Regions from separate parts of the Homo sapiens genome. Here region 2 is linked to region 1. A link is a loop called in an ENCODE intact Hi-C map of the cell type or tissue named here. Cell type or tissue: CD4-positive, alpha-beta T cell. All regions are shown on one strand. Links, peaks and the distances in the headings refer to the core of each region. The heading gives the core; the rest is flanking DNA. Region 1 has its middle 180 kb from the start of SMAD2. Region 2 holds the start of IER3IP1 (immediate early response 3 interacting protein 1).

Region 1 (15,845 bases), core at 6,150-11,149:
TGTAAACTTTCTGTTATATGCATAATGGCTCATAATTATCATATATCATTTAACAGGGAGTTTCTTCATCAACATAAAATATTCCCCTTTATTTTATTTGCTATTAATGCTACTATCCCTATTTTTATTTTATTAGCCTTCCCTGATATATATCTTTACATTTTTCCTTTCTCTTTAAATTTTTCTATTTACATTATATGTATCTTGCTAGAAAACTGCATGAAACTGGATTTTTAAAAATCCAATTTGAAAGGAATGTAACTCATTCAAAAGTATTGTGATTGCTGATATGCTTAGAGTTACTCTAACAATGATGTGTGTGTATGTGTGTATGTCTCTATATGTATTCTATTTATTATGCTTTTTTATTTGATTTCTACCCATTTTTCTGCCTTTGGTAATTCATTTGAGCTGTCTTCATTTGATTCATTTTTTTCTAATATTTTAAGAGTTACACCCTGGATTTCTATTTTCTGGTGTTTACCCTTAAAATTTTGTCAGCAATCCCTTGCATTTCCATAACAATATCTACAAATAATCAGTATCTATATTCAGCCTTAGATCAAACTAAGAACAAACCGACTGCCCATCCCTCCCTCGGTTCCTCACCGCCTCAACCCTGCTATCCCCCATGATGGCATCTGAAATTTTTCTGGGTGGTTTTCAGCTTTTAAACATTTTTACAATAAACAACAAGTTTTACTAGCTTCTTTTAACCTTATTATGTTTTCCTCCAGATTCAGTCTTTTCCTGTATTTGTTGTATGTAAGATGCTCAATTATATAATGCCCATCTCAATTTTATTCAGATAAATTTGGGCAGAAAGTAATTGTGTATTTTTATCATAGAAGCATTGAGAGTTATTTGAAAGTGTTTTAAAAGTGATTTCGTGAAGGAAAATATGTTATTGTGTCCATATTATCATTCAGAAATGTTTAGCTTTGTTAAACAAAGAGCACACAAAATAGTAATTTAAAAGTGTAGAAATGTATTTTTCTCTCAAGTGAAAGACAGCTCAATGGCAATGACTCTGCATGATGTCAGAAATTCAGGCTTGTTCTATCTTATTGCTTTGCAGAACAGGGCTGCTTCTTCCAACATTATCTCATGGTTCAGTATGGCTGCTAGGACTGCAACCATCACATCTCTTTACATGCAGAAAGAAAAAGAAGGGCATCCCAGTCTTTTAAAGAGATTAATCAACAGAAGACCCTAAAAGCTTCCAGAGTGTAGAAAAAGATCCCATTTAAAATAAAAGATCATATCCAAATGATTCAGAATCAGAATATCTATAGCAATACTGGAAGCTAAAAGACAACGAAACAATGCTTTCAAAGAGGGTAGAAAAATATTCTCCAATTTATAATTCTATAACCAACCAAACTGCCAAGAGTGAGAGTTTTTCATTTTTCACAGGAAACTACTGAATGATACAGATCTCCAAAATAAGGAAGTAAACCTAGAAAAAGAAAGACATGGGACCCAAGAATCCCACCAAGAAAAGAGGTGAAGAAAAATCCCAGGATGATAGCTAATCAAATAGTTAACATATTTCAACATATTCTAAAGAGATTTTCAATTCTGTAGAAGAATTTAGGAATAGATTTGCAATACACTAACAAGTTATAAACTAAGCAAATGAAAACAAAAGCAAGTATCAATCCAGGAGGAAGAAAAAAGAATTATACTCATAGCACCCTACATGGCTTAGCTATGAATATTTATATGCTCATACTAATATAAATACCCAACTAGTGACTTTTATGAAAAATTGTGATACAGCTCTATTGGAGGATGGGGGAAGGATAGTTTGTGTGTTTGGTGAGAGAGCAAATGGGTGTGTAAAGAGCTAAAATTTAATTATCTGTGGTTGAAAGTCAATCAATAACTCTTAAAACTGAGAAATCAAGAAATAGCTACCTATGCAAGAAATTTTAAAATATAGAAGTAAATAGCAGATTAAATAGCTAAAAGAGTTGAGAGGGGTTACTCTGGGGAGTGCAGATTTAGGATGGGGAGAACAGGATAACAAACCACTCTCTTATGTTATCTAATAATATTTTTGTCTAAATAACTGTAATAGTTTGTTAAACAACATAAATATATTAATATTTTATATATCAATATGTTAGTATTTTTATATATCAATATCTTAATGTTGTAAAGGTATTAATGCCAGGCTATTTGGGATACTTTTTCCTTGCTGACAGGGGAGGAGATGGAGGAAGGCAGGCATCCTACACACTAGCCAAAGACAATAATTCTTCCAAAGAAGAACTGGAAGGCTGGTAAATGTTCTGAACCCTTACTTGTCTGATGTAGCTTCATTTTACCCTCGCACTTGAATGATCATTTATGTTCAAAGCCATTTCCCCTCAGAGCTTTGAAAACATTGCTCCATTATTTTCTTGTATCCAATTGTGCTAATGAGGAATATGATATCAATCCAATTCTTGTTCCTATGCGTAGTGGGTTGGAGTGAGTTACCCAAAAAGACACATTTAAGTCCCAGACCCAACCCCCAGCACTTGTTAGTGTGACCTTATTTGCAAGGAGGGTGTGTGCAGATATAATTAAGGATCTTGAGATGGGATCTTTTAGGGTGGGCCCTAAGTCCAAGGACTGGGGTCCTTATAAGAAAAGGAAAGAATGCAGAGACACAGAGAAGGCTATGTGGAGATGGAAGCAAAGAGCAGGATCATGGAGCTGCAGGCCAAGGAGTGCCAAGGGTTGACAGGAGCCACCCAAGCTAGGAGAGAGGCATGGAACAGGCTCTCCCTCACAGCCTCCAAGAAGAATCAACCCTTCTACACTTCAGAACTGTGATAATTAAATTTCTGTTGTTTTAAGCCACTCAGTTTGTGATAATTTGTTACAGAAGCCCCAGGGAGTGAATATACAGTTGACCCTTGAACCACATGGGTTTGCACTGCACAGATCCACTTACAGGCAGGTCTCCTTCCGCCTCTGCCACCCCTGAGACAGCAAAACCAACCCTTCCTCTTCCTCCTCCTCAGCCTACTCGACATGATGCTCCACTTCCACTTAGTAAATAATAAATAGATTTCCTCTTCTTCATGATTTTTTTTCTGTTTTTTTCTTTTCTTTTTTTTCTTAGAGACAGGGTCTTGCTCTGACTGCCAGGCTGGAGTGCAATGCCACCATCATAGCTCACTGCAGCCTCGAACTCCTGGGCTCAAGTGATCCTCCTGCCTCAACCTCCCAAAATGCTGGGATTAGAGGCATGAGCCACCACACCTGGCCCTGCGATTTTCTTGATAACATTTTCTTTTCTCTGGCTTCCTTTATTGTAAGGATACAGTGTCTAACACATATGACATACAAAGTATCTGTTAATCAACTGTTTACATTATTGGTGAGGCTTCCAGTCAACAGCAGGCCATTAGTAGTTAAGTTTTAGTAGAGTCAAAATTTACACACAGATTTTTTTACTATACAAAAAGTCAGCATCCCTAACCCCCAGATCGTTCAAGGGTTAACTGTGCTATGTATTTAAGTTTTTTTTTTCTCTCTCAGGAGACTTCTAGGACTTTTCCTTTATCTTTGTTGTCCTAAAAATCTCACTTACATGTCCATGCTTGTATTTTGTTTTGTTCTGCCAGCTATGTGTGGGCCCTTTAAATCTGAGCACTTATGTCTTTCTTTAGTTCTGGAAAATTCTTTTGCTAATTCTTTAAGTGTCACCTCCTCTCCATTATTTCTATTTCATTCTCCTGGTACTCCTTATTTAAATGTCCTTGGTGTTGACTAACTGTCCTTTTACGCTGTCTGTCATCTTACCTTCTGCATCATTCCTGGAGAAATTCTTGCCTCGATCTTTTGGCTATTCTCTCTTCACCTATGCTCATCCCTCAATTCAGTCCACCAATTCTGAGATTTTTGTTCAACTAGCAAAATTTCCATTTTCATAATCTCTAGCTAATTCTTTTCTTTTTTTTTTTTTTTTGAGACAGATTCTCACTCTGTTGCCCAGGTTGGAGTGCAGTGGCACGATCTCAGCTCACTGCAACCTCTGCCTCCGGGGTTCAAGCGATTCTCCTGCCTCAGGCTTTTGAGTAGCTAGGATTATAGGTGCCCGCCACCGTGCCCACTTCCATGCCCGCCTAATTTTTGTATTTTTAATAGAGACGGAGTTTCACCATGTTGGCCAGGCTGGTCTCGAACTTCTGTCCTCAGGTGATCCACCCGCCTTGGCCTCCCAAAGTGCTGCAATTACAGGTGTGAGCCACCACACCCAGCCACTAATTCTTATTGTATGGATCCATACAATGATATATGTATGCTTTCACGTCTTTTAGAGGACATTAATTTTTCTTACCTTAAAGTCCTTTCTACTTGTGCTGTTCCCTCTGTCTTCTCAGAGCTAATTCCCTCACTCGTCATCTGGATGCTCCTGCGTTATGACATCAGCTCTCCTCAAACATTTGGCCATTCTTGATTCCACCTTCCTCTCTGAGGCTGAGCACTGGCAATTCTGTTTGCTCACCCTGCTTGAAGGGAAAGGGAACAACTGTTGAGAGCAGAAGATGGGCATGGCCACACACCCCTGACATCTGGGAGTGAAGGATCCTCATTCCTTCTAAGACTTGCCCAGCCCCAGGAAACCCCCCATTTGATACCAAACCTATCACATGCATCTGCCCCAGGCATCCACTCCTGTGGATACTACGTGGCCAATGGCAGAAGCAAGAAACTACATAAGGGCCACTTGTTGCTCCTGCTGCGATATCCCAGCCAGTCACCTGTCCACTGTCCCAGTGACGCCCTTCCCTGTCACCACCAGCCACCTCCACCTTGGGGCCCTCTCGGGGTCAGGCCCACTGCTGTTTCCTTGGTTAATCTGCTCCCATCTCCTTTCCATCTTCCCTCGTGGGTTACAGCCTAGCTTATTATTATTTTTTTTTTTTTTTTGAGATGGGGGTCTTACTGTGTCGCCCAGGCTGGAGTACAATGGCACAATCTCAGCTCAATGCAACCTCCGCCTCCTGGGTTCAAGTGATTCTTGTGCCTCAGCCTCCAGAGTAGCTGGGATTACAGGCTCCCCTTACCAGGCCTGGCTAATTTTTGTATTCTTAGCAGAGACGGAGTTTCACCATGTTGGACAGGCTGGTCTCGAACTCCTGACCTCACGTAACCCACCCGCCTTGGCCTCCCAAAGTGCTGGGATTACAGGCATGAGCCACCACGCCCAACCTCAGCTTACTATGCTTGAGCATGTATAAGAACTTTGCCAAAAGTTTTTTCTTTATGTCTATTTTTTTTGGAGAGAGAGAGAGGTTGTTGGGTGTCCTCAGAATGCCATTGTCTCATACCTTCTGCAGGCCTTTCTATTTCTAATCAGTAGAAAAGCTCAGAACTATCTTCTGATTCTGATATTCACAGCTATTAATTGAGCTCTTCCAAGATGTCAGGCAATTTGTTAACTCTTCATGTGCATCATCTTATTGAATACGGCAACCCATACAGGTGGTAAAATTAATATGCACATTTAATAGAGGGGCAAACTAAGGCCAGGAGAGGTTACTTGTCTCTGATCACAGAAGAACTAGTGAGTAGTAGAGGTGGAATTTGAGTCTGGATGTGGCTGATTCCAGAATCCAAGCATTTGGGCCCTCTACTTGTTAGTCTTCAATGATGTTGCTTATGCCATATCCTATTTCTTGGTATTGGTTTGTGCATTTGTTAAAGAAGATTAGCATAGAATAATGGGTCTCACTGTGTGACTTTGTTCCCCCACAACATGTGACAATGTCTACAGACATTTTTGGTTGTCACAACATGGGAGGAGGTGTGTGCATGCTGCTGGCATCTAGAGGGTAGAGGCAGGGATGCTACTAGATATTCCATAACACACAAGTCAGTCTCCTGACAAAGAAGTATTCAGCCTCAAATGTCAGTAGTGCTAAGTGCCACCAGTAGACACCCCAGTGTAGACCATCTGAAACCTCTTCCAACCTTGAAAGTTCATGGCACTCTTCCAGAGCTCCCCCGTCAGTGACATCAGTGTTAAGTGCAGGAAGGTGTCTCCAGAAGACTCTTGAGGCCCAGGCTCGCCAATGTCTCGAGACAATAGATTTCAAAGGTGATGGCTATGAGCCACTCCCATGCATGAGAGCTCTGGTGGTCTACCTTCTACCCTGGGGTCTCCAGCGTCATGGACTCAAGACTCCACACAAGCCTCAGCACTGTGTTTACATTCACCATGTGGATCCCCATGAGGCAAGAGGTGAAGACTGCAATCCAAATGCTGGGGTTCTCTCTTGCTGTTTTCTTCCTCTCCATTTTAAACAGGCAGCCAGGCTCTGTTCAGCTTCTTAGTCTCAAGGATCTCTGCAGGATGGAAAGCAGAAAAGCCCCTCAACAGTCAGAGAGAGGGGAGCCAGAAATGGTGGTACCTAGGGGAGGTGGCCAGATCTTGGGGGCACACTGAAGTGTGATGCACCTGGGGAGCCAGCCCCTAAGCCTGGGAAATCCAGCCCTGCCAAAAAAGTGCAGGGTCCCAAACAGGCCTATGCAGCAGGGGGACCTGGGAATTCTCCCAGGCAACCAAAGCAGCCTGGGGCGGGACTCAGTAGAGACATTGCCCCAGACCGGAGTGCCTCTGGAGGGTCCTACGCAGCTGTGTTCAGGGTGAGGGGCAGAAGCTTAAAACACCACTGTACCCTGCCTGAACTGCAGTCACATGGAAAGAGGGAAGATGAAGACGGAAGCCTGCGAGCAGAACTGGGGGGCGGGGACCAAGCCTGGGCTCCTCTCCACCCTGTGATTGGACCCACTGTGGCCGGTGCCATTCCAGAGCCACCCTGGGTTTGGCGTGAGGCATCTCCCAGCTGTTATTTGACCTCTAGCTCCCATGGGCTTATTTGAAAATACCTGCCTGCCTTTCCCTTCCAGCTCCACCTGGGAAGCCTGATCTCATCCAGTTAATAAAACAGGAACAGAGGCATGGGACGCAGCGAAGGCACCCGTGGGACCCTGTCCTGGTCCCAGCTTGCCCAGTCTCACGGTGGTGGTGAAGTGAACCAACCTGAGTTTCTTCTCTATTCTCTGCCTGCTGACAGGAACAAAGGCCAGGAGGAACAGGCCTTACAGCTAAAAGGTTCCCTTGGAGGCCCATCTCAAATTCCCTGCAGGTGTGGCCACTCGTCACAACCTGATTCCTGGTGACCTCTCTCTGCGCAAAGGCAAATGGAGAAACAATATCTCAGTTTATGAGACCCTGGTTTTAGAACTCAAGTCCCATTTCCCTATGGACCCACAGGAATATTTTGGAGATCGTTAATCTTCATTTCTGATTGATTTTCTGTCAATATTTCCCCCACCCCAACCTTTCCATCAAGTAGTTAATGAGCTGTAAACAAACACTTGAATGCACCGGGGCAGTGGTTTTCCAAGAAGCCTTTTGAACCGTGAACCAAGGCCGGGCAGTACAAACCACACCCTCTGGTTTGCTGTGGGCGCATTTGTGCCTCTAGTTTTTCTCACATGGGTTCCCCAGGACTGGTGAAGTGAGAAGAGTCCCCCGCCTCCTGGAGGCAAAGCAAGTAACAATTAACTCGCCATAAAGGGGAGTGCACTGAATAAACCCCAAATCTCTCCCCTCTGCCTCCCGCCCCAAGTGTAGCCACTTCTCTGGGTCAAGCGCTCCAGAAGGTTCACCCGCACGGGAGGTGGCAGAATCCAGGAGCACCGTAGGTATCCGACCCCCTCCTGGCAGGGCTTAGATGGATAGAGCTGGGAAAAGTTTGAAGCCTGTGTTCCTGTGAGAGGGGAGGCTTGGGCCCACCCACATGGCACTGCATGGCCAGGGTGACGCTGGAGGTTCCCGAGGGGCCTGAAGACTTAGAAGGTCCCAAAGATGACAGTGGTAGAGACTCCGTGCCGGACCCCACAATCTGGTTTGTGTCAGCCCTGGGAGTGTCATGCAAGACCCCTCACCGCGGGTCTCAGTTTCCCCATCCATCCTGCTTCCGTCGCAGCGGTATTAGAAGGATCCGGGGACACACGCTTGGGAAAAGTCTAACGGTGTCACAGATGTCAGAGGGAACCCTCTGGCCTCCAGGATCACAGATCTGTCCTCCCCACGAGCCAAGGCCCAGGAGTTCCTCTGCAGTCCGCCTGAACGTTAACACGCAGGGAAAACTTCAGGGAAAACATACAGCTGATAAAAATTTAATGCTATATGTAACAAAGGAGAATGAATATTTAATCCGTGCTTTTATGCGAAACCACATAACCAGGCAGCCCCACGCGGCGCCCCTCCCCTCGCCCGCGCCCGGCAGCGAAGCAGTTAAGCGGCTGGCAACAAGCAGCTCCTAATAAACACTCGGCTAATTCTGTAGGAAAAGCACTAATTAGAAAAGCAATAATAATCGGTGTAATTGCTCTAAATTACCCTCCTAACAGAGAACGGCGCTCGGAGCCGGGAACGCAGCTGCCGCCGCCCAGCCCTGAGCCCCGCGCTTCGCGCCCGCGGCCCTGAGCTCTGCTGACCCCTGGCGGCCGCCGCGCGCCGCGCCGTCTGGACTGCGAAGGGCAGCCGCGCGAAACCCGACGCTCTGGCGCCCCCTGGTGTCCGCGATGCCGCACTGACCCGCGGACGGACGGGAGGCCTACGGATCCAGGATGGCTCCTTCGACTCTCCCCACGCCCCCCGCCCTCTGCTTCTCCCCAGGGCTGCTAAGGAACCAACATCACACTGGCTGGCCCACGCAGGACAGGACAGGGCCAAAACAGTAATGGGATGCGCGAACCTCTAAAGGGTTACTGGAATTCGGGATGCTGTGGATTTAGGGGATTGCTTTGGGCATGGGGTTGATGGAGGGAAGGAGGGCCCTCCTTAAGTGTAGGAGGTCAAGATTTTAGGGATGACATGTTCAGGGGAGAGGGCCAGGACAGGCTGGGCAGGGCTGCTTTTGAGAGGCCTGAAATTAACAAGGACGCTACGCCTTTCTGGTGGATTTGCGGACCACTGATAGGGTCGTTAACAAGAGCCTCCCATACCTGCTACTGGGATGGCCGCTACTGGGCTCGGCCGCAGTTTTCAGGGTAAGTTTGGGCCCTCAGCCTGTGTGTGTCTCAGCCCTCCTCAGACCAAACCACAGTCATTGACTTGGTCTCCCTGCTCAGTTGTCAGTCTGACACAGATACACACATATACACACACATGCACACACACATATACACACATACACACATATACACACATATACATAAACATACATATACATGCTTATACATACATATACATACACACATTTATACAAATATACATACACACACATATACATACACACATTTATACAAATATACATACACACACATACACATACATACACACATACACATATACATACACACACTTATACATACATACACACGTTTATACACACATACACATATATACATACACTTATAAACCCATATACATACACACATTTATATACACATATGCATATACATACACACATTTATACACATATGCATATACATACATTTATACACACATATTCATACACTTATACACACATGCATATACATGCATACACATACATATACACACATACACACAGATATAAACACATATACACATGTATACAAAGATATGCACACACATACACCCATATACACATACACACATATACACATATACATACACACATGCACACGTATACACATGCACACATCTCATATATATGCATACATATACATGTACACATACATATAGACATACACACATGTACATACACACACACACACACACCACACTGGGAGCTGCTGAGGGGCAGGCCCCTCTTGGTGCCTGACGCCTGGAGTAGCCACTCACTAAATGCTGGATGAATCAATACCTGGAACAGGCTGGATGCCCACCTGGGGGAAACAGCACCTAGGGATGGGAAAGCAGGGTGTAAAGCTGTGGCCAAAAGTACCAGCAAGAACCAGAGAGGGATCTAGTGATGCCCCAAGGGACCGAGGACCCTACGGGCTGGGAGGTCAGGAAAGAACCCTGGAGGAGGCAGGGTCTCCACTGGCCCCTGGAAGCTGACACTAGAAGCTTAGAATGAGGACCTGGAAGCTCAGAGGGTTTCTAGTACCCCCCAATCCCTCAGTAAGGGGAACTGGGAGGGGTGGCCTCCAACAAGAATCAAACTACTGCTCCCCTGTCCACCAGCCCTCACATAACCGTGCCCTTTCCCGACACCAAGGCAAAATCCCACCCTCTTCTGTTTTAAAGCAAGCTGAGGGGGGCGGTCAGTGTGAAGGGGGTTGTCCCTCCTACCCACTGCACTGATGCCTTGGCACTGCACTGATGCCCTGCCCGGAACCTGCACTGATGCTCTGGCGCTGCACTGATGTCCGGGACCTGCACTGATGCCCTGGCAGTGCACTTTCTGCCTGGGACCTGCAGACTTCCCACATGCTCCTCATCTCCACCTGCCAATCATCAACCACATGGAGTCCGCTGAGAGTCTTGCTCCTCCTGCCTCTGCCCTCAGGCCTGGGACCTGAGTACTTCAGTGCTGAAGAAAACCGACCAAGGAGTCCTGGCTGGAAACCAAGCCATGTGCTGTCCTGCCAACCCCCATGCATCCTCCCCACAAGGCTGAAGCTTTTGCTAGAAAACACCCCACATGGTTAGAGAATGGGTGTTAATGACATGAAATGGGCACTCCCTCCCCAGAAAGCCTTCCCTGGCTTACTCATCATTACAGGACAACCTTGGAATCTATGGCATAACCTGACAGATATGGCTTCTCCATCATATGATTGATCTAAATCAGTGGTTTCAGAGGGAGCCTCTTGCTGGCAGGTTATATCCATGGGTCTCAGCGGGAAATGTGTGGATGAGGAGGGGACAAGGCCTTTTGGGTACCACCCCTCCTTAAACAAGCAGCTCCACCTTCACATCTACAGAGGCCATACAGCCTGGTAACCACATGCCTAGGCTAGGAACCAGGCTACCTGGGTTCAATTCCTAGCCTTTTCACTGACACTGTGTGACCATGAGCAAGTTTCTTAACTCCTCTATGCCTCATTTTCCTCATCTATAAATTAAGATGTTAGTAGTAACCTAACTCAAAGGATTGTTGGGAAAAGTAATTGAATTAACACAGGTAAAGTGTCTGGCATACGGTAAACGCTCAATGAATGTTAGCTATTAATATTAACTGGTGTATACAATGGAATTCTACATATGCTTGAAATAAGACCAAAACATGTTTGAAAACCCACTAGATTTCATGATCTCCAAGGTCCCTTCTGGCTCTAAAATTCAATAATTTTAAGGTGATATCTTTTAACTGTCACTTTTGCATCTCCAAGCCCTAGCACCTGCTGTTCTCTGCCAGATACACCATTTCCTACTGTCTGCCTAGTGAACGCTGACTTCTCCTTCCTGCCTCAGTTTAATAGCTGCCTCCTCCAGGAAGCATTCTCTCCCTGCTCCAGGCAGAATCGGTCCAGTCTTTCCTTCCCACATGTTCCTTGCACACTTTTAAAATAATACAGAGTCCCTGATACCTATGCTGTCCCATGCTTCTGTTTCCTTTTTGCCCTCTTGCAGGACCCACAGACTCCTGGAGAGCCTACTCATGTCTATAGCCCCCATGCCTGGCCTAGAACAGGCAATTGCCTAGAACAGGCAATGTACTCATCAGTTTTTTGTTTTTTGTTTTTTGTTGTTTTCTTTGAGATGGAGTCTTGCTCTGTCACCCAGGCTGGAGTGCAATGGCATGATCTTGGCTCACTGCAACCTCCGCCTCCCAGATTCAAGCAATTCTCCTGCCTCAGCCTCCCAAGTAGCTGGGAATACAGGTGCGCACCACCACGCCCAGCTAATTTTTTGTATTTTTAGTAGAGACGGGGTTTCACATGTTAGCCAGGATGGTCTCCATCTCCTGACCTCGTGATCCACCAGCCTCGGCCTCCCAAAGTGCTGGGATTACAAGCATAAGCCACCGCGCCTGGCCACTTATCAGTTTTATAGTGAGGAAACTGAAGCACAGAGGTATGAAAAAAATGGCTGGAAACACTCAGAGTCAGAGCTGGGAGGAAGAACCAGGCCTCTGGACCACTAGACAGGATCTGAGGCTTCTCTCAAGGGCAAGGGTCAGGGCAGGGAGGGTGTCACCATCTCAATTCCAGGGCAGGCTTTGGCACAGCCAGGTGGGGCAGGTGCGGGCATCTCTATTAGGGCTGAGAAGGACTTAGATGAGGGACCAGCCCCACCACCAAACACAGAGGCAGTAGCATCGCCGATGGGGTCTGGGGATGCCATCTCACACCTGGACCATTGCAGTAGCTTCTAACTGTCCTCCACACTTGCCCCATGTCCCCGCCTCTATCCCTCCACCTGCCACATGCCAGCCAGAATGACCTGGTGAAACATGGGTAGAATCAGGTCCCTCCCTGCTCAAAACCCCCACAGCCCATCTTATTCACCATTAAAGCCAAAGTCCTCTCAATGGCCTCCAAGGCCCCACATGCTCGAATCCAACCACAGCTTCTACATTTCTCCTCCCTGCTCATTTTGTTCCAGCCAGGCTGGCCCACTCAACAGATACCAAGCACAGTCCCATCTTGCACCACTGCCCTTCCTTCTGCCTGCAATGCCCTCCCGCAGACAGCCACACGGCTAACTCCATCACAGTTTTCAGATGGCTGCCCAAGTTCCCCTCCATGAGGCCTACCCTGACCACCCTATCTAAAAGAACAGCCCGTGTTGCCCCACACAGAATGCCTTCACCTTACAAATAATATATCTATTTCTTTATCTTTGTCTTCCCTACTGGACTAGCGGCTCCACAAGAGCAGGCAGTTTGCCTTTTGTTCACTGACGCAGCCCCACATGTGAAATTGTACCCAGCATATAATGTGAGTTCAATAAATGCTAACTTAATTAAACAGCTGTAAAGTCACAAAGAAATGAATTTCTAATGGTGGAATTTCAGGCAGCACATGCATTGCTGATGGACATGGCACAGTGTCAAGCACATGGTGGGTGCCTGAAACTCTGTGGAATGAGGGGCCTTCTTGCTTTTGCAAGCGCCTTCGTTGGCCTGCCTCCTTGCTAGGAAAGCATGCTGAGTACAGCCACCATTTCTGGTGTTGAATTGTTTGTTGGTTGGTTGATTTTCTGACTGTGCGTCTTGGGGGCACACCCTGCTTCCTCCACAGTATAACGTTAGCGGAGACACACACCATATACACCTTCCCTCTTTCCAATGGCCTCTCCTGACTTTAGGTCCCCAACCCCAATTGTTTCTGGCCCAGCCAAATGGAAAATTTAATTTCCAATTAATTAGCCCTGAATTTGGTGCCCCTCGTCAAGTTACAGGACTGCCCTTCTCCCAAGAGAGGGGGCTCCCCGCCCACAGGTGGCCAACACTTGACACTGCCTCTGCTGGGAGGGAGACAAAGGCCCCCAGCCCTGCCATTGTCTCGGCTCGAGTTCACGGTCAGGCGGGCACAAAGGCTGGATGAATTCTTCATGACCCTCTGAAAGCGTGGCTCTTCCCTATCTGGCCACAGGTGAGCCCTTGAATGGGGGAGAAGGACATCTTCTCAAGCAGCAAGTGTCCCACCCAACACGGATCCCAGCCTCCGTCCCCAGCCTCCTGCCCTGGCGCCGCCGCCCCCGCAGTCCGCTGAAACCGGAAGCCCCGGGCCAGTTCAAGACAAGGGCGCCCCGCACCCGGCGCAACTCCCCTCCTTCCACGACACAGCCCTGCTGCTGTGGCATGGCCCTGGCTCTCAGCGGGGCGGTCCCCTTCCCTGCTCCAGAAAGGGTCTCCAGGGCGAGATCTGCCCTGCTTTCCCTTGTATTAATATAAGGGAAAGTCCTGGGGAGGAAGCTCTCCCCTGCCAGCGTCCACTCCAGCCTCCAGGAGTCCCTCTCCGCAGGTCTCCATCTTTCCCGCGGGTTCCGCTGTGCTGTGGCGCCCTCTGCTGGTGGGTCCCATGCAGTGCGAGAGTGCTCACCTGGTCCTGGCGTCCTGAAAGCCCATGTCCCCTACCTTCAAGTTCCTCCCTCTCCCAAGAAGTCGTTAGAAGGAAGAGGAGGCAGTCCTGTGGCCAGGTCTCTTCTCCAGAGATAAGTAGAGGAGGGATGAAGAAAAAACAAGGCCTGGGGGAGGGGCTGGGATTTGAGTTAATGAGCTATGTATTTTCCTTTCTCTATAATCCACGGTATTGGATGCAGCAGCCAATTTAACTTCGCCATGGGATAATTTGTCATGGGGTTGTTAGGCTGCAGAGGCTGGGGTGGGATGAGGATGGGTGGGTAAGGCAGGGCCAGACAGAACCGGGGGCCATCCCAAGTGCTTCCTAGCAAACCTCCTGGGGTCGGGGGGTGCAGCATACTCTGTGCACCAGGGGCCCAAGGAAAGGAGCGTGGATAGCATCAAGAATTCCTCAGGGGCAGAGCTAGGGTAGGACAAGGAAGGGAGGGAAGGACCCAACTCCAGCACAAGAGAGCCTTGCCAGGTGAAAGGGCGCCTCAGCTCTTCCCTGAGAACAGCAGTGTGTCTGTGCAGCCCTCCAGAGCCTGGGACCCAGGGGCTTCCCGCAGAGTTGTTGGTCCTGTGTGACTCATGGATGGATAGCTGGATTGGATGAATAGATCCATGGATTCATGAGTGAGCATCACTCAAATCTTCCATGCATCTAGAATGTGACAGAACCAGGACTTTCTGGCCTCATTTCTGTGTCCCTACTGTGTGCTTCCCTTAGAGTCAGAAATCAGAGGACCTCGAGTTGATGGTCCTTAGAAGGCAACTCATTTTACATAGAAATTGGGTGACCTTATATTCTGGTTTTCCCAGACAGCATCCCAGTTTCTGCCTTTGACCCAGGGCAATTAATATTCCTTTCACTCACAATATCATCCTGGTGTGGACAATAAATATGGTCACCCTTCAGAAGAGGAAACTGAGGCTGAGATGCAGTCACTGCCCACAGCTAGCCTGTGGCCAATGCCCAAGTCTCCTGACATCCTCTGCTCTTCCTGCTGAGCTAAACCACTGCCAAACACCAAGGCCTGACACTCAAAGGTACAGGATCAGACCCCACCTGTCCACTGGGATCTCCCTCTCCAGGAAGCCCTCCCTGACTAGGACAGCCTGCAGAGACCCATCCATATCTGAACTCTGCCTTCAACACTTTCCATCTCAATCTGGTACACAGCACTAAACTCCTTTCTCCACCAAAGTGTGGCTCCACCTACAATGTGCCAGAGGGGAGTGTGGAAGAGGAGAACAGACAGGTAGCAGGGGCCAGAGGGCCAGGGTCTAGAATCAGTCACTGCACATTTCTCCCCTGGGCACCTAAAACAATAGTGGCCTGAGGGCCCAACTAGAAGATGGGGAGCCACACATCTGAATGGGAGTGGAATTAAAATGTTGATTTGGCCATTTGCCTCCTATGGTCCTGGGCAGAAAGGCAGGCCAGGGCCTCTCTACCAACAGCCTGGTAGGTTTTCTGATGCCCTATGACCTTGACTTGTTTCCATCCCACCTCTGTGGGCTGCAGACGCACTCTGGCCCCTCTGTTTTCTGGCCAGCCCACTTTTCTAACTGCGGTGCTTCCTGGGATGCAACATTAGGCACCAGTTGGGTAGTAGATTCTCTCTCCCCCCATATCCTCTCAGGAGGTATGAAGTCCCCCTCCTCCACGGCCCCAGCCTTCCCGTTTCTGAATAGACCACACTCCTCTCCCCTTGTCCAGAGCTATCAGAACCCTGCCTCTTGCCAATCAAATGGCCCGCCACTGTCCACTCCCTGGAATGTAGCACCACCTAGTGGCAGCCTGCAGCCTGACAGCGCCGC
Region 2 (15,845 bases), core at 1-5,000, 570 kb before region 1:
TGCAACCTCTGCTTCCCAGGCAAGTGACTCTCCTGCCTAAGCCTCCAGAGTAGCTGGGATTACAGGCGCCCACCACCACACCCTGCTAATTTCTGTATTTTTAGTAGAGACAGGTTTCACCATGTTGTCCAGAGTGGTCTCAAACTCATGACCTCAAGTGATCTGCCCACCTTGGCCTCCTAAAGTGCTAGGCATGAGCCACCATGCCCAGCCTCTACTTTTAAAATATCTTTTGATCCACATAAAATTCCTAGGGCTGCCATAACAAAGCAGCACAAACTGGGTGGCTTAACAGAAATTTTTTCATAATTTTGGAGGCTAAAAGTCTGAAATCAAGGCGTAAGCAGGGTTGGTTCCTTCTGGGGGGCTCTGAGGGATAATCTCATCCATGCCTCTCTCTTAACATCCAGTAGTTGCTGGAAATCCTTGGTATACCTTGTCTTATATATGCATCACTCCAATCTCTGCCTCAGTTGTCACATGATCTTCTGCGTGTGCATCTGTGTGTCTCCAAATCTCTCTTTTCTTATAAGGGCACCAGTCATTGGCTCTAAAGCCCTCAATCTAACCCAGTATGATCTCATCTTAACTTGATTATATCTGCAAAGACTCTGTTTCCAAACAAGGTCACCTTCATAGGTATCAAGGGTTGGGACTTCAACACATCTTTTTGAGGGACACAATTCAAACCCCAACTTGATCCCTTCTACTTTTCTGGATAGCGGTGAACAGATGAACTCTGGAAGATGACATTTGAATCCTAGCTCCACCACTTTCTACTTTCTACCTGTGTGTTCTTACAAAAGCCACCTACTCTCTTTGTGATTCTAGTTTTCCACTGGAAAACAGAAACTCTCTCATAGAGTTGCTGTGAAGGCTACACCAGTTAATATATGTAAGGCACTTGATACAGATCCTGTACGTAAGTGCTACGTAAGTATTAGCTATTATTATTGTTGTCATACCCACTTGTATCTACTTGCCCTATTTAGAATTGTTCTTCCTTGGGAGGCCGAGGTGGGCAGATCACGAGGTCAGGAGTTCGAGACCAGCCTGACCAACATGGTGAAACCCCATTTCTACTACAAATACAAAAATTAGCCAGGCTTGGTGGTGCGTGCCTGTAATCCCAGCCATTCGGGAAGCTGAGGCAGGAGAATCGCTTGAACCTGGGAGGCGGAGGATGCAGTGAACCGAGATTGCGCCACTGCACTCCAGCCGGGGGGACAGGGTGAGACTCCGTCTCAAAAAAAAAAAAAAATGGGTCTTCCCACATCCACTGCTTTCCCTTCCAATCTTTCCTCCGTATTGTAGCCTCAAGGATCTTGCAAATAACACAAATCTGGTCATGTCGCTGTCTTAAGACCCTCTTCTCACCTGCCTCAGTTTTCACACCAGGTCTACACTGCTTAAAGCTCTCCTCACCCTTCCAGCTCCTCCCAACCCTTCACCTTCACCGAGTTAATGTTTACTCATGTATCAGATTTCAGGTTAGACACGCTTCCTCCAAGAAGCTTTCGCAGATACACAAGTTAGTATCTGCCCGTACTTCTCTTACATAATACTCTCTATACTTGTTATTGTCATTTGTTTAGTTTTTATTTAGATTAACTTCCATCAGAAGGGCAGAGTAGCTGCTGTAACTTCAGTTACTATAAATGGGCCTGGCACATACTTTGCACTCAATAAATATCTTCTGAAGTAAATGAAATGAATCAATCTTGCTCCTGGGTTTACGTTTCAGTGATTCAAACGGGCATACTTGGTACACAACGTGAGGTCCTGGAAGGTATAACTTGTGTTTTCATTTTTGAATTTCTAAATTCTAGCAGAGTTTTTGGCACACTCTATGCACCCAATAAGCTATCTGAATAAACTTTTCTTGGAACATGAGTGTCTGAATGTCCTGATAACTCCAACACGTTCCCTTCCTGTAATTCCTAAAGCCCAGGAACACTTATTGCCTTCCATCAGTTAGTGAACTACTGATGCTCCAAAATGGGTCACGCCTCCTTCCCCTCCACACCCAACTCGTTTTGTTTTGTTTGTTTTGTTTTGTTAGACGGAGTCTCACTCTATTGCCCAGGCTGGAGTGCAATGGCGCAATCTCGGCTCACTGCAACCTCTGCCTCCCAGGTTTAAGTGATTCTCCTGCCTCAGCCTCCCGCCCGGCTAATTTTTGTATTTCCACCACCACGTCCGGCTAATCTTTGTATTTTTAGTAGAGACGGGGTTTTACCATGTTGGCCAGGCTGGTCCCAAACTCCTGACATCATGATCCGCCGGCCTCGGCCTGCCAAAGTGCTGGGATTACAGGCGGGAGCCACCGCGCCCGGCCCCACACCCCCAACTCTTAGCCCGAAACTCAGACCCCGGGTTTTCGACTATTAAAAGTAGTCACAGGACCGCGACACTGCACTTCAGCCTGGGCAAAAGAGCGAGACTCCCCCTCAAAAAAAAAAGTAGTCACAGAAAACTGAATTAAATTACTGACCTGAAGTAATCGCAAGCAGAGGCGTCCCTGACTGACTTCTATATCCCTCCACCCCAACCCCCTGGGCCCTGCACAGCGGGTGTCTGTTGAATATTCTCCCGGCTGTTGAGCCCAAACCTGATGAGAGGAAAGGCTCGGCTTCCACTCCAAGCCGAGCCTTCCGCTGTTCTTCTGTCCCGGCCCTTGGTGTCCCCTCACGCGGCCCCATTAGGTTACGCGCCCCCGGGGACTCCGCCGCCGCCCCAGCCCGCGCCCCGCGGTCCCACTCACTGTTCTTGAGGAATCGCTCCTCGTGCAGCACTGCGATGGCGTTGACGCAGAGCAGGGCTGCCTGCAGCAGTGAGTACAGGGTAAAGGCCATGGCCGTCCGAGGCCGCCCCGAAGTCCAAGCGATTTCTCTCCCGCCGCCGCAAGGGACGTGGCGCCTCCACGGCCGGCGCCTTCCTACGGAAGCCGATGGGGCCCAAAACGAACTCTCCGGGAAGCCCCGCCTCCATCTGGCTAAGAACCGCCCCTCGCTGAAGACTGCAAGTCCTGCCGCTTGTCTAGACCGGTGATGTGCAATCAATGCTCTGATGTGGCCAGTGCTGCAGGTGCAAAATACACACCGGATTTCACACACTTGGAACTGGAACAAGGATGAAGAATATCCCAATAATTTTTTTTTTTTTGAGATGGAGTCTGGCCCTGTCGCCCAAACTGGAGTGCAGTGGCACGATCTCGGCTCACTGCAAGCTCCGACTCCCGGGTTCACGCCATTCTCCTGCCTCAGCCTCCCAAGTAGCTGGGACTACAGGTGCCCGCCACCACGCCCGGCTAATTTTTTGTATTTTTAGTAGAGACGGGGTTTCACCGTGTTAGCCAGGATGGTCTCAATCTCCTGACCTCGTGATTCCCCCCTCCTCGGCCTCCCAATAATTTTTAAATGTTGATAACATGTTGAAATGAAAATATTTTGAGGCCGGGCGCAGTGGCTCACGCCTGTAATTCTAGCACTTTGGGAAACCGAGGCGGGCAAATCACCTAAGGTCAAGAGTTCGAGACCAGTCTGGCCAACATGGCAAAACCCTGTCTCTACTGAAAATACAAAAATTAGCTGGGTGTGATGGTGGGCTCCTGTAATCCCAGCTACTCAGGAGGCTGAGAGAAGAGAATCACTTGAACCCGGGAGGCAGAGACTGCAGTGAGCCGAGATCCAGCCTGGGTGACAGAGCAAGAGGAAAGAAGGAAGGAAGGGAGGAAGGTTTCTTGTTTATTTTTAATTATTTTATTTAATGTGGTTATGAAGATACTGTAAATGACATGTGACGCTTGCATTATATTTCTATTGCTCAGTACTGCACTTGATGCTCCCAGGAGATACAGGAGATACTAATATTCCCATTTCAGATTTCAGAATGCTAAAACAAAATAACTGTTTTAAAATTACTCAGTGAGAAACATCCCCTCCTTGACCAAACTCCAACCAAGATCCTCTGAGCCTCTTCTTTTTTTTTTTCCCCCCCCAGGAACAGGGTCTTGCTCTGTTGCCCAGGCTGGAGTGCAGTGGCACCATCATAGCTCAATGCAGCCTTCAGCTCCTGGCTCGAGCAGTCCTCCTGCCTTAGCCTCCTGCTTAGCTGTATGTGATGGTTAAGACTGAGTGTCAACTTGATTGGATTGAAGGATGCAAAGTATTGATCCTGGGTGTGTCTGTGAGGGTGTTGCCAAAGGAGATTAACATTTGAGTCAGTGGGCTGGGAAAGACAGGTCCACTCTTAATCCAAGTGGGCACCATCTAATCAGCTGCTGGAGTGGCCAGGATATAAAGCAGGCAAAAAACCAATGAAAAGGGTATGCCAAGACCAGCTCGGTTGGGGAGACCCTAACCCAGCGGTGCTAGAGGAATTAAAGACACACACAGAGGTGTGAAGTGGGAAATCAGGGGTCTTATAGCCTTCAGAGCTGAGATCCCCGAACAAAGATTTACCCACGTATTTATTAACAGCAAACCAGTCATTAGCATTGTTTCTATAGATGTTAAATTAACTAAAAGTATCCCTTATGGGAAATGAAGGGATGGGCCGAATTAATTGCAGCAGGAACACATCCTTAAGACACAGATCTCTCAGGCTTTTGTTTGTGGCTTAAGAATGCCTTTAAGCAGTTTTCCAACCTGGGTGGGCCAGGTATTCCTTGCCCTCATTCCCGTAAACCCACAACCTTCCAGCTTGGGCGTTAGGGCCATTATGGACATGTTATAGTGCTGCAGAGATTTTATTTATGGCCAGTTTTGGGGCTAGTTTATGGCCAGACTGTTGGGGGCTTGCTCTCAACAAGGGTAGACTGGCTTAGCCTCCCAGCCTACATCTTTCTCCCATGCTGGATGCTTCCTACCCTTGAACGTTGGACTTCAAGTTCTTCAGCTTTGGGACTCAGACTGGCTTCCTCAGCTTGCAGACGGCTTATTGTGGGATCTTGTGATCGTGTGAGTTAATAGTACCGAATAAGCTCCCTCTTTGTATATATATCTCCTATTAGTTCTGTCCCTCTAGAGAATACTGACTAATACACTCTATTACAGGAATGGGTCATCCCGCCAGGCTGAGCCCTCTTCTTGACAACACCTCAATATTGGCCACTTAAAAACTACAGATTCTCAGCCTGGGGAACATGGCAAGACCCTGTCTCTACCAAAAATACAAAAAAAAAAAAAAAATGCCTCAGCTTAGTGGTATACACCTGTGGTCCCAGCTACTAAGGAGGCTGAGGTGGGAGGATCACTTGCACCCAGGGAACGGAGGTTGCAGTGAGCTGAGATTGAGCCATTGCACTCCAGCTTGGGTGACAGAACAAGACCCTGTCTAAAAAACAAAACAGGCTGGGCGCGGTGGCTCACACCTGTAATCCCAGCACTTTGGAAGGCCGAGGCGGGTGGATCACAAGGTCAGGAGATCTAGACCATCCTGGCTAACACAATGAAACCCCATCTCTATTTTTTAAAAATACAAATAAATTAGCCGGGCATGGTGGCGGGCACCTATATTCCCAGCTACCCGGGAGGCTGAGGCTGGAGAACGGCATGAACCCGGGAGTCGGAGCTTGCAGTGAGCCGAGATCACGCCACTGCACTCCAGCCTGGGTTACAGAGTGAGATTCCATCTCAAAAAAAAAAAAAAAAAAAAAAAAAAAACACTACAGATTCTCCACACAAATGATATGCATATTGTGTATCTCCTTTACCCAACACTAAAACACTTGAATACTAACATAGTTTCTTTTTTTAATTGTATTTATTTATTTTAAGACAAAGTCTTGCTTTGTCACCAGGCTGGAGTGCAGTGGCAGTGGTGCCATCTCAGCTCACTGCAATCTCCGCCTCCTGGGTTCAAGCGATTCTTCTGCCTCAGCCTTCTGAGTAGCTGGGACTATAAGCGCGTGCCACTACGCCCAGCTAATTTTTTGTATTTTTAGTAGAGACAGGGTTTCACCGTGTTAGCCAGGATGGTCTTGATCTCCTGACTTCGTGATTCCATCCACCTCAGCCTCCCACAGTGCTGGGATTACAGGCGTGAGCCGCTGTGTTTGGCTGAATACTAACATAGTTTCTAACAGCTCGCTGTTGCATTCAGTTGCTACTGTTGCTACTTGCCTGAAAAAGCTTCAGGCTGCCAAAAAATTTACTGTTTGTTTTAGCCAACACCTTACAATAGGCCCCAACCTTCCTTTCTTAGAGCGTTTACTCAAGAGGGCTTACAATTGTGAATCCTTCTCCTGTCCCTTTGAGATGTACATGTTTCTCCTACAACTCAGGAGCATCTTTCTCAAGGACCTGAAAGCCATCCCTTTAAAATGTAATCAATCATCAGGAAGGTTAAGAGCCTCTGTCTTCCAATCTCTATGGGAAGGCAGCCAACAGACACAGCTGGCCTAACTGCATCAACCAATCCTTTGTCGTTTATAGGATATTAACTCACACAAGGTCCCGCAATATGCCGTCTGCAAGCTGAGGAGCAAGGAAGCCAGTCCAAGTCTCAAAGCTGAAGAACTTGGAGTCCAATGTTCAAGGGTAGAAGCATCCAGCATGGGAGGAATATGTAGGCTGGGAGGCTAAGCCAGTCTACCCTTTTCACTTTTTTTTGCCTGCTTTATATCCTGGAAGTTTAACTTCCCTGTCTCTACTGAGACACCACTCATCTTCCTCCCTACTCCTTCATTCTCCCTTTGAAACACCCTGTCAGCCGGGCTCATGCCTGTAATCCCAGCACTTTGGGAGGCTCAGGTGAGAGGACTGCTTGAGCCCAGGAGTGGTGGCACGTGCTTGTGGTACCAAGCTACTCAGCTCTGCCACCTGTGTACAAATTGAAGCTGAGTTCAGTTCATGCTAGATCCTCTTTCCTATTGCAACAGTATATTACTGATTAAAATATGTCCTTACCAGTTTAAGTAGTATCTGGCTTTATCTTTCACAGCATTAATAAAAGGCTGAGTTAGAACACGTTGAATTTTAGATGTTATTTCAGAGCAAGTATGCAAAGTAATCACTTCCTGAACTTCACAGAGTACCCTAAAAGGGAAAAGCACCACATTAAGTCCCAGAAAGGACTTTGGAAGGCCCTAAGTTGCTACTGCTGGAAAAGACACTGGCCAAAAGAAAAGAATAATTAAACTCCCAAGAAAATATTAAGCCTAAATAGGCCAACTAGTTTGTGCCTACAGGGAAGAAAAGCTGTATTATTTCCCACAGATGTGCACAAACACTATCTCCAAAATCTAGCCCTAAGTGCAAGTCAGGTAGAGAAAGACACATAAAGATAAAATAAAGGGAATAAAGGAAACAACAGGATACCAAAAAATCCTCCTGTTCTTCAAGGCCCATAAAACTCTAGACACTGGTGATGGTAAATATCTTAGCCTGTTCAAGCTACTATAACAAAATGCCATAGACTGGGTGGCTTATAACACAAATTTATTGCTTGCAGTTGTGGATGCTGGCAGCCTGAGATCAGAGTGCCAGAATGATGAGATTCTGGTGAGGGATGCAAATTGCTGCTTCTTGTATTCTTACCTGGCGGAGAAAGAGGAAGCGAACTCTCTCAGGACTCTGATACACTAATCCCATACATGAGGGCTCTACCCTCATGACCTAATCTAATCCTAATTGACTCCTAAAGATCCCACCTCATAATTCACATTAGTAGGAAGGGTTTCAACATACGAATTTTGGGAAAACACAAGCATTCTGTCTATAAAACAGTGAAGAAAAGTTATTTCTGAGAGTGGAGAGTGGCTATTTTAGGATTTCTACATTGGGCTGTGATATGGTTTGGCTGCATCCTCACCCAAATCTCAACTTGAATTGTATCTCCCAGAATTCCCACATGTTGTTCGAGGGACCCAGGGGAAGGTAATTGAATCATGGGGGCAGGTCTTTCCCATGCTATTCTTGTGGTAGTTAATCAGTTTCACGAGATCTGATGGGTTTGTCAGGGGTTTCCACTTTTGCTTCTTCCTCATTTTTCTCTTGCCACCACCATGTAAGAAGTGCCTTTGCCTCCTGCCATGATTCTGAGGCCTCTGGAGCCATGTGGAATTGTGAGTCCATTAAATCTCTTTTTCTTCCCAGTTTTGGGTGTGTCTTTATCAGCAGCATGAAAATGGACTAATACAGTAAATTGGTACCAGTAGAGTGGGGCGTTGCTGAAAATATACCTGAAAATGTGGAAGCGACTTTGGAACTGGGTAGCAGGCAGAGGTTGGAACAGTTTGGAAGGCTCAGAAGAAGACAGGAAAATGTGGGAAGGTTTGGAACCTCCTAGAGACTTGTTGAATGGCTTTGACAAAAATACTGATAATGATATGGACAATGAAATCCAGGCTGAGGTGGTCTCAGATAAAGATGAGGAACTTGTTGGGAACTGGGGCAAAAGTAACTCTTGTTATGTTTTAGCAAAGAGACTGGTGGCATTTTGCCCCTGCCCTAGAGATCTGTGGAACTTTAAACTTGGGAGAGATGATTTAGGGTATGTGGCAGAAGAAATTTCTAAGCAGCAGAGCATTCAAAAGATGACTTGGGTCCTATTAAAAGCACTCCATTTTAAAAGGGAAACAGAGCATAAAAGTTTAGAAAATTTGCAGCCGGACGATGCAGTAAAAAAGAAAAACCCATTTTCTGAGAAGAAATTCAAGCCGGCTGCAGAAATTTATATAAGTAGAAAGGGGCCTAATGTTAATCCCCAAGACCATGGGGAAAATGCGTCCAGGCCATGTCAGAGACCTTCATGGCAGCCCCTCCCATCACAGGCATAGAGGTGTAGGAGGAAAAAGTGGTTTTGTGGGCAGGACCCAGGGTTCCTTTCCTGTGTGCAGCCTAGGGACTTGGTGCCCTGTGTCCCAGCCGCCCCAGCCATGTCTGAAAGCGGCCAACGTAGAGCTCAGGGTGTGGCTTCAGAGGGGGAAAGCCCCAAGCCCTGGCAGCTTCCACATGGCGTTGAGTCTGCAAGGACACAGAAGTCAAGAATTGAGGTTTGGGAACTTCCACCTAGATTTCAGATGTATGGAAATGCCTGGATGACCAGGCAAAAGTTTGCTGCAGGGGCAGGGCCCTCATGAAGAACCTCTGCTAGGGCAGTGCGGAAGGGAAATGTGGTGTTGGAACCCCCACACAGAGTCCCTCCTGGGGCACTGCCTAGCGGGGCTGTGAAAAGAGGGTCACTGTCCTCCAGACCCCAGAATGGTAGATCCACTTACAGCTTGCATCACGCACCCGGAAAAGCTGCAGACACTCAATGACAGCCTGTGAAAGCAGCCGGGAGGGAGGCTGTACCCTACAAAGCCACAGGGGCGAAGCTACCCAAGACCATGGGAACCCACCTCTTGCATCAGTGTGACCTGGATGTGAGACCTAGAGTCAAAGGAGATCATTTTGGAGCTTTAAAATTTGATTGCCCCGCTGGATTTCAGAGTTGCATGGGGCCTGTAACCCCTTTGTTTTGGCCAACTTTTCCCATTTGGAACAGCTGTATTTACCCAATGCCTGTACCCCCATTGTATCTAGGAAGTAACTAGCTTTCTTTTGATTTTACAGGCTCATAGGTGGAAGGGACTTACCTTGTCTCAGATGAGACTTTGGACTGTGGACTTCTGGGTTAATGCTGAAATGAGTTAAGACTTTGAGGGACTGTTGGGAAGGCATGGTTGGTTTTGAAATGTGCGGACATGAGATTTGAAGGGGCTAGGGGCAGAATGATATGGTTTGGCTGTGTCCCCACTCAAATCTCAACTTGAATTGTATCTCCCAGAATTCCCATGTGTTGTGGGAGGGACCCAGGGGGAGGTAATTGAATCACAGGGGCCAGTTTTTCCCTTGCTATTCTCATGGTAGTTTATAAGTCTCACGAGATCTGATGGGTTTATCAGAGGTTTCCACTTTTGCTTCTTCCTTATTTTTCTCTTGCCGCCACTATGTAAGAAGTGTCTTTTGCCTCCTACCATGATTCTGAGGCCTCCCCAGCCATGTGGAATAGTAAGTCCAATTAAACCCTTTTTCTTCCCAGTTTTGGGTATATCTTTATCAGCAGCTTGAAAAGGGACTAATACACGCTGGGCGTGGGGAAGGGGCACCTGGGGAAACATGGTCAGGAGCTTTGGTTGCTCAGTGAATCACATGTTTTACTGGATTGGTTACTAAAGGAAGACAGGTGCAAGGGAATGACTGGAGATAATGTCATGGATGGAGTGGAGGTCTGGGTAGAGCCTCCCTCAGCTACCCCTTTTTTCTGCCACTAGGTTACAAGTCACACAATCCAATTCTTTTACGATCAAAGAATCAGTTTAACTTCTCTGGACGTCTGTTACTTTATCTATAAAATTAGGTGATTATCATCTCTGAGGCCCCTTGAGCTCCAAAAATCTCTAGATCCAGTAAAAGCAGCTTAAAATACAACATAGTATACAGGTACTAGTACCATGTAATTTATTATTTTTCAAAAATCCAAGCTTGTAGCCTATGCTGGTAATAGCAGATTATATCCTTTAAAATAATTGTTTCTTTGATGTCCTTACTTCTAAAGAAACTCAAAAGCCTGGCAATTTTACTATATATTTATAAAATAGTTGTCATGGTTAAAAATAAAGTCTGTTCCCAACAAAAAAACAGAATAAAAATGCATATTGTGCATCTTAGCAGCTTAAAAAATTCCTGGTTATTGTCTATTTAAAATTAGAACTTGCTGCTTGTGCTGAGCTTCTGATGTCTGTTTGATATGGTGTCATGTGCTCACATTAGTTGCCTCATCAGACGCTACTATTGGAGATGAAACTTTATTTTTCCAGTTTCAGGTGGAGATGTCTCCTTCTTTTCTTCCTCAAGGTGTTTTTTGTTTTGTTTTCTCCTTGGACCCACAGATAGCACACTTTGGTATGCTGGACCATCTTGCTACAGACTTTCTTAGTCAAGGGAGAGCAATGGTTAAGATTATGTCTAGCATAGTCTGCATTTGGCTCCTGATTAGAAATGGGAGCAGGGTAGATGTAGGATTCAAACTTGAACTTTTAAAGTTAAAATGCACCAGGACTTAGCCTTTTACATATGAAAGATTGCACTGTTGAACTCAAATTTTTCACCCTTCCCCGTATCAATGCCTTAGCCTTATAATTTTGCTGACGCTTGACTTGGAATTCAGCTATAAATGGCCAACAGAACAAAGAGGAAGTGATGCTATACCAGCTCTGAGCCAAGACTCTAAAGGCCTTATATGTTTTTACTTTTACTTGTATCTCTGGCACTGCCATGAATAAAATATTCCTGGACTGGTCCACTGGTTCTGTTGATGGCTGCTGTGATATCTCATGTAAGGGTAATAGCTGTGCTTTAGTCTGGAGTAGGCTGAAGTGGCCTTCTGGTGCAGCATGACTCAGCAGGTTTGGAGAGCAGGCGCACAACTGCACACATTATGAAACCACACCATGTGAGTGAGATGCATTAGATAACCACTCACATGAGTTCGTGCTTGGCTCGGAGCCACTATTATCTGTAAAAGGTATAACTACCCTGCTGGTGCTGTCCATATGGCTTGTGCCCAGAGAAAGAATAAAGCCATGTTGCAGCTGCCTACAATTCCTCAAGTGTTTTTCCAGCTACCTGCCACCATCTACCAATTCCCCTCAGACCTCAGCTTGGGCTCAAACCTGACACCTCAGTCCTCGTCTTCTTCACTTATAATAATTTAAACAAGAGACACACAGCAAAGGAGACACAGCATAGAACAATGTATTGCAAAGGCAAAATAATATTTTGAAAGTTAAGTGCAGAATAGACAGTATACCCTGAGAGACAGAGTTCAGGGCAGGTTGCTCGTAAGGATGAGATAGTGAAGACTGGCACTAGGGAATTCCCTTTCTGGGAGTCTTCCATGATTATTCGTAAAGATGTGGGAAGAGGTGTTACTAGTAAGCATGGTGAGTGGTCCTCTGGGTGCCCATGTACAGTAGCCATACATGCTTGTTCATACATTGCATGTCTCATTAGCATTTTAAATCTCCACCCAGGAGTGTGTTTTATAGTATTATAATGAGCAAAGGGTCAGTCTGAAGACAGGTAAAAATCAAAATGCATATGCTCTTTACAGGGGAAATTCCCTTCTGGAGATAGCTTGTTTGAATGAGCTGGACTACAGTGCAAATGCTGGGGCCTATGTTGACTGTATGGTCACCACGGTGGCTGTGTTCTGAGGACATGGTCACTTCCTTGACTACCTGTCCTGCCTCAACTCCAGGGGAAGCATGAGAGACATGTAGAACAGAACCAAATCACCACAGTCAAGCCCAATCTAGACTGACCAACTGTCACCCAACCACAGATCTGTGAGAATAGATGATTATTGTTTTAAGTCACTACATTTTGAGGTTGTTTGTTCCATAATATTTTGAAACAACAGATATCTCTTTACTGTATCTACACTCACTTGGTAATCTAATTTATTCTAATGGTTTAAAACATGTCATTACCCTAAAGACTACCAAATTTATATCCCCTACCCAGAACTTACCCATGAACTCTTGGCTGATATTTGCAGCTGACTACCACCTGGGTATTTAATTAACATCTCAAACTTACCTTGTCCCAAACTGAACTCCTGATTTTCCTTCTGAAACCTACTTCTCCTGCAGTCACCACATACAGCCCATCTGCAAATGCTGTTGATTTAACATCAATATATTTTCAAATCTGACCATTTCTCATCCACTAAAATCCTGGACTAAGTCACCATCACTCTTGTGTAGGTAGTGCAATAGACTCCTAACAGGTCTCTGCACATCCCCTTTTGCCTCTCTACAATTTATTCTCCCCAGAGCAGCCCGAATATTTCTTTTAAAGTCAAGTAATGAAAGCAATTTTTTTGTTATGAGAACTGTGTCTTTTGTCCTTTAGAAATTTTCACATTCTGGATTTTGCTGATTGTATCTGCATAACCCTGACTAATTTAAATGCCATCCACAATACCTGAATCATTGGTTAAAAAAATAATAATAAAAGCACTTGCTGATTGAAGAAGAAAATAGTCACTAATTGAAATGACTAAAAGCTTTTACTAACTCAATTTTAAAAATCAGGTATGGGGTAAAGAAAAATGTTTCACAAGCCAGATATTAGAATAATTCTTCAAAAAATCTGCTGGCTTTGCTTTCTTTCTCTTCCTATTTTTAAATTTCAGTATCTCTATTCCTGCATTCATTATAAAATAGTTCATCAAGATAAGGCTGATTCATTTTATTAAAAATTTAAAACCTTGAAGACTGACAAAAATGGATTATGGTTTTTAACATTTTTATCCTGGTAATATATTTTAATAGATATATATTTTATTGTCTGTGTCTGAGATATGAATCAATGATGACTGAGGTATGTTTGTTTTTAATCCTGTTATTTACAATAGCAGCCTTGAGATTAAATGGGTTTATGGCAGCAGAATTCACCCAAATGGATTCTATTTGAGGTAAGCATTGGACCAAAATAGGAAAATCCTACAAGAAGAGCCTCATTCATGTTTATGGATTCATACAAGCTATTCCTGGTATGAGGCTCAAATGAAACCATTTGCAAGCTGAAAGCTTGTACATTATGAAGTGTTTCTGGAAATAGGGCTCTTGGAAATGGAAAGTTTCTTTAAAAAGTAAAAATGAGTCACTGCATCTATTTTAAAAGGGGATTAATCTCAAATGGCTACATATAGGTGACTAGTCTTAGTTTTAAAAAAAACCATCTAAGTAAATAAAGTCAGAATAAAAACTAGAGAAACTACTTACTTTAATGCTTATCATTTCTTCATTCATTTGTTCATTCTTTCATTCAATGAGAATTTATTGAACTTCTAAGACGGTGTTACATCATGCAAGGGGTTGGATGAGGTGCAGTAGGCTAAGCACAAATAATAATCAGATACGTTCCTGCTCTGATGAAAATGATCAAATAGTAAGAAAAATGTGCCATAGAATGCAAGGAGTTAGAAAGCAGTAAATGCTCAGTGCTTAACAAAGGGAAAGTGAGAAGAAAAGAGAGTTTAGGTCAGTGTCTTCCAAACTTGACTGATCATCAGAATCATCTAGGGATTTTTTAATACACATAATTGTTTTCCAGTTTAAGATGGTGCACCAAATGCATGTATTTCTCTTCACTCTTTCCTGAGCTTCCATTAAATTAGAAATAAAGAGAAACATATTTGTAATAGCAAAGATATGGAGAAACATAAGCAATTTGAACAATCTCTGGAAGACAAAAAGTGGCAGGAAGTATATCAATAGACGATACACAGTAGAGAAAGCTATAGCCCAGAATGAGCCCGGAAGGGGTTGCAGTGGAGGTGGAAGTCATTGCCCTGAAAAATTTCACAAAAGCTCCCAATTCAGAGTTGGCAGGTACAACAGAGATCCAGCAGAGAAGCTGAGCTGAAAACAGATGGATCAATTGGGGATCTGTATATGCAATAGTCAGCCTTCTCGGCACTGACTCCCAACCCGCTTGGACAAGATAACAAACAGTATGGCATTTGCTACTGCGCAAGATAGAAAGTACTTTCCTCTTAGGAAATTAAACTATCGAGGAGAGCTAGGGTTGTTCTTATTGTGGCATTTGGGAGGCTGTTAGCTTGACTACGGATTCCCTACTAGGTCAATCCACCGCTAAACTGCTGGTTTCATGCTTTCACAAGTTCACAGAGCTTCCAGAACTCACGCTCCTTATTATTAAATACAAATAGGCAATCAGGACATGTAATGAAAACCAGCACAAGAACAAGAAGACTAGAATGAAAAATAAGTGAAATTGGCCAGGTGCAGTGGCTCATATCTGTAATCCCAGCACTTTGGGAGGCAGACGGGCAGATCACTCAAGCCCAGGAGTTCAAGAGCACCCTGGGCAACATGGCAAAACCCCGTCTCTACACAAAATTTTAAAAATAATTTAAAATTAAAAAAATAAGTAAAACTAACTTCAGAAGGGGGAAGAGATAATTCAGAAAAATGTCTAATTAGTGATAATAAAAGTTATTTAAGTGGCATTTAAGCAAAGGGTTTTCCCCCAGAAATTTTTATAAAAGAACAACCAAAAAAAGGAAAGAATTCTCTCAAAATTAAAAGCTTGATAGCCCACCAGAGAGGTTCATTGGAAGCTGAGGAAATCTCTAAAAATATGGAAAAAAAAGCATACAGACAGCAAATATGGGATAAAAAGATAGAAAACAGTAAAAATGAGAGTTTTATAAGGACAGAATGCAAGACAGAAAATAATAATAAAAATTTCCAGAGATGAAAAGAGCATGAGTGTTCAAACTGAAAAGACCTACTAGGTGCCAAGTAGGCTAAATCATTTTTTAAATTTTCTTTACCTGGACCCATCATCATGAAATTTCAAAGCATCTTATTAAAGAGAAGATGCTGAAAGCTTCAAAGGGGGAAAAATGTTATCTATAAAGAAATAAGAAATCAACTCGCCCCAAACGTAGACAACGGCACACTTCTTCCCAAATTTTGAGGGAAAATAATTTGAATTTAAAATTCTACAGCCAGCTGGGTGCGGTGGCTCATGATTGTAATCCTAGCACTTTGGGAGGCTGACATGGGAGGATCATTTGACCCAGGAGACTGAGGCACATTGAGCCGTGATCATGCCACTGCACTCCAGCTCGGACTACAGAGCGAGACCTTGTCTTAAAAAAATAAAAACAAATTTTAAAATAAATAAAATTCTATAGCCAAATTATCTACTAAATAAAATTTTATAGCCAAATTATCTACTAAAGATTTTAAAAACAAAAGCAAAACTAACATTTTCGAAACAAAAATTATTCAATTTTTTTTTTCTTTTGAGACAGGG

Evidence for each region. A loop is a pair of places that touch in the nucleus more often than their neighbours do. Peaks named below come from ENCODE experiments on the same cell type or tissue, not always from the same donor. Only the 100,000 strongest peaks of a DNase experiment are listed, where the experiment ranks them.
Region 2: it touches region 1 in a loop (38-fold over the local background); 1 of 110 quality-filtered maps calls a loop at or near these places.

Annotation. Positions count from the first base shown.
Region 1 is chr18:47,740,765-47,756,609 of GRCh38, forward strand. No RefSeq gene overlaps it. Among named protein-coding and RNA genes, the nearest start is that of SMAD2, 180 kb to the right of the region's middle. RefSeq lists a silencer at 8,423-8,602. In CD4-positive, alpha-beta T cell, for the core only: CTCF peaks have their summits at 8,584 (motif pointing left) and 8,788; a DNase peak (open chromatin) is centred at 8,557; H3K4me3 peaks cover 272 bases; H3K27me3 peaks cover 910 bases.
Region 2 is chr18:47,173,423-47,189,267 of GRCh38, forward strand. IER3IP1 (immediate early response 3 interacting protein 1) reads right to left here and starts at 2,942. Exons shown (of 3, transcript NM_016097.5): 1 at 2,765-2,942. The coding sequence starts at 2,855. RefSeq lists enhancers at 2,851-2,970, 2,981-3,110. In CD4-positive, alpha-beta T cell, for the core only: no CTCF peak of the experiment used is centred there; a DNase peak (open chromatin) is centred at 2,979; H3K4me3 peaks cover 1,590 bases.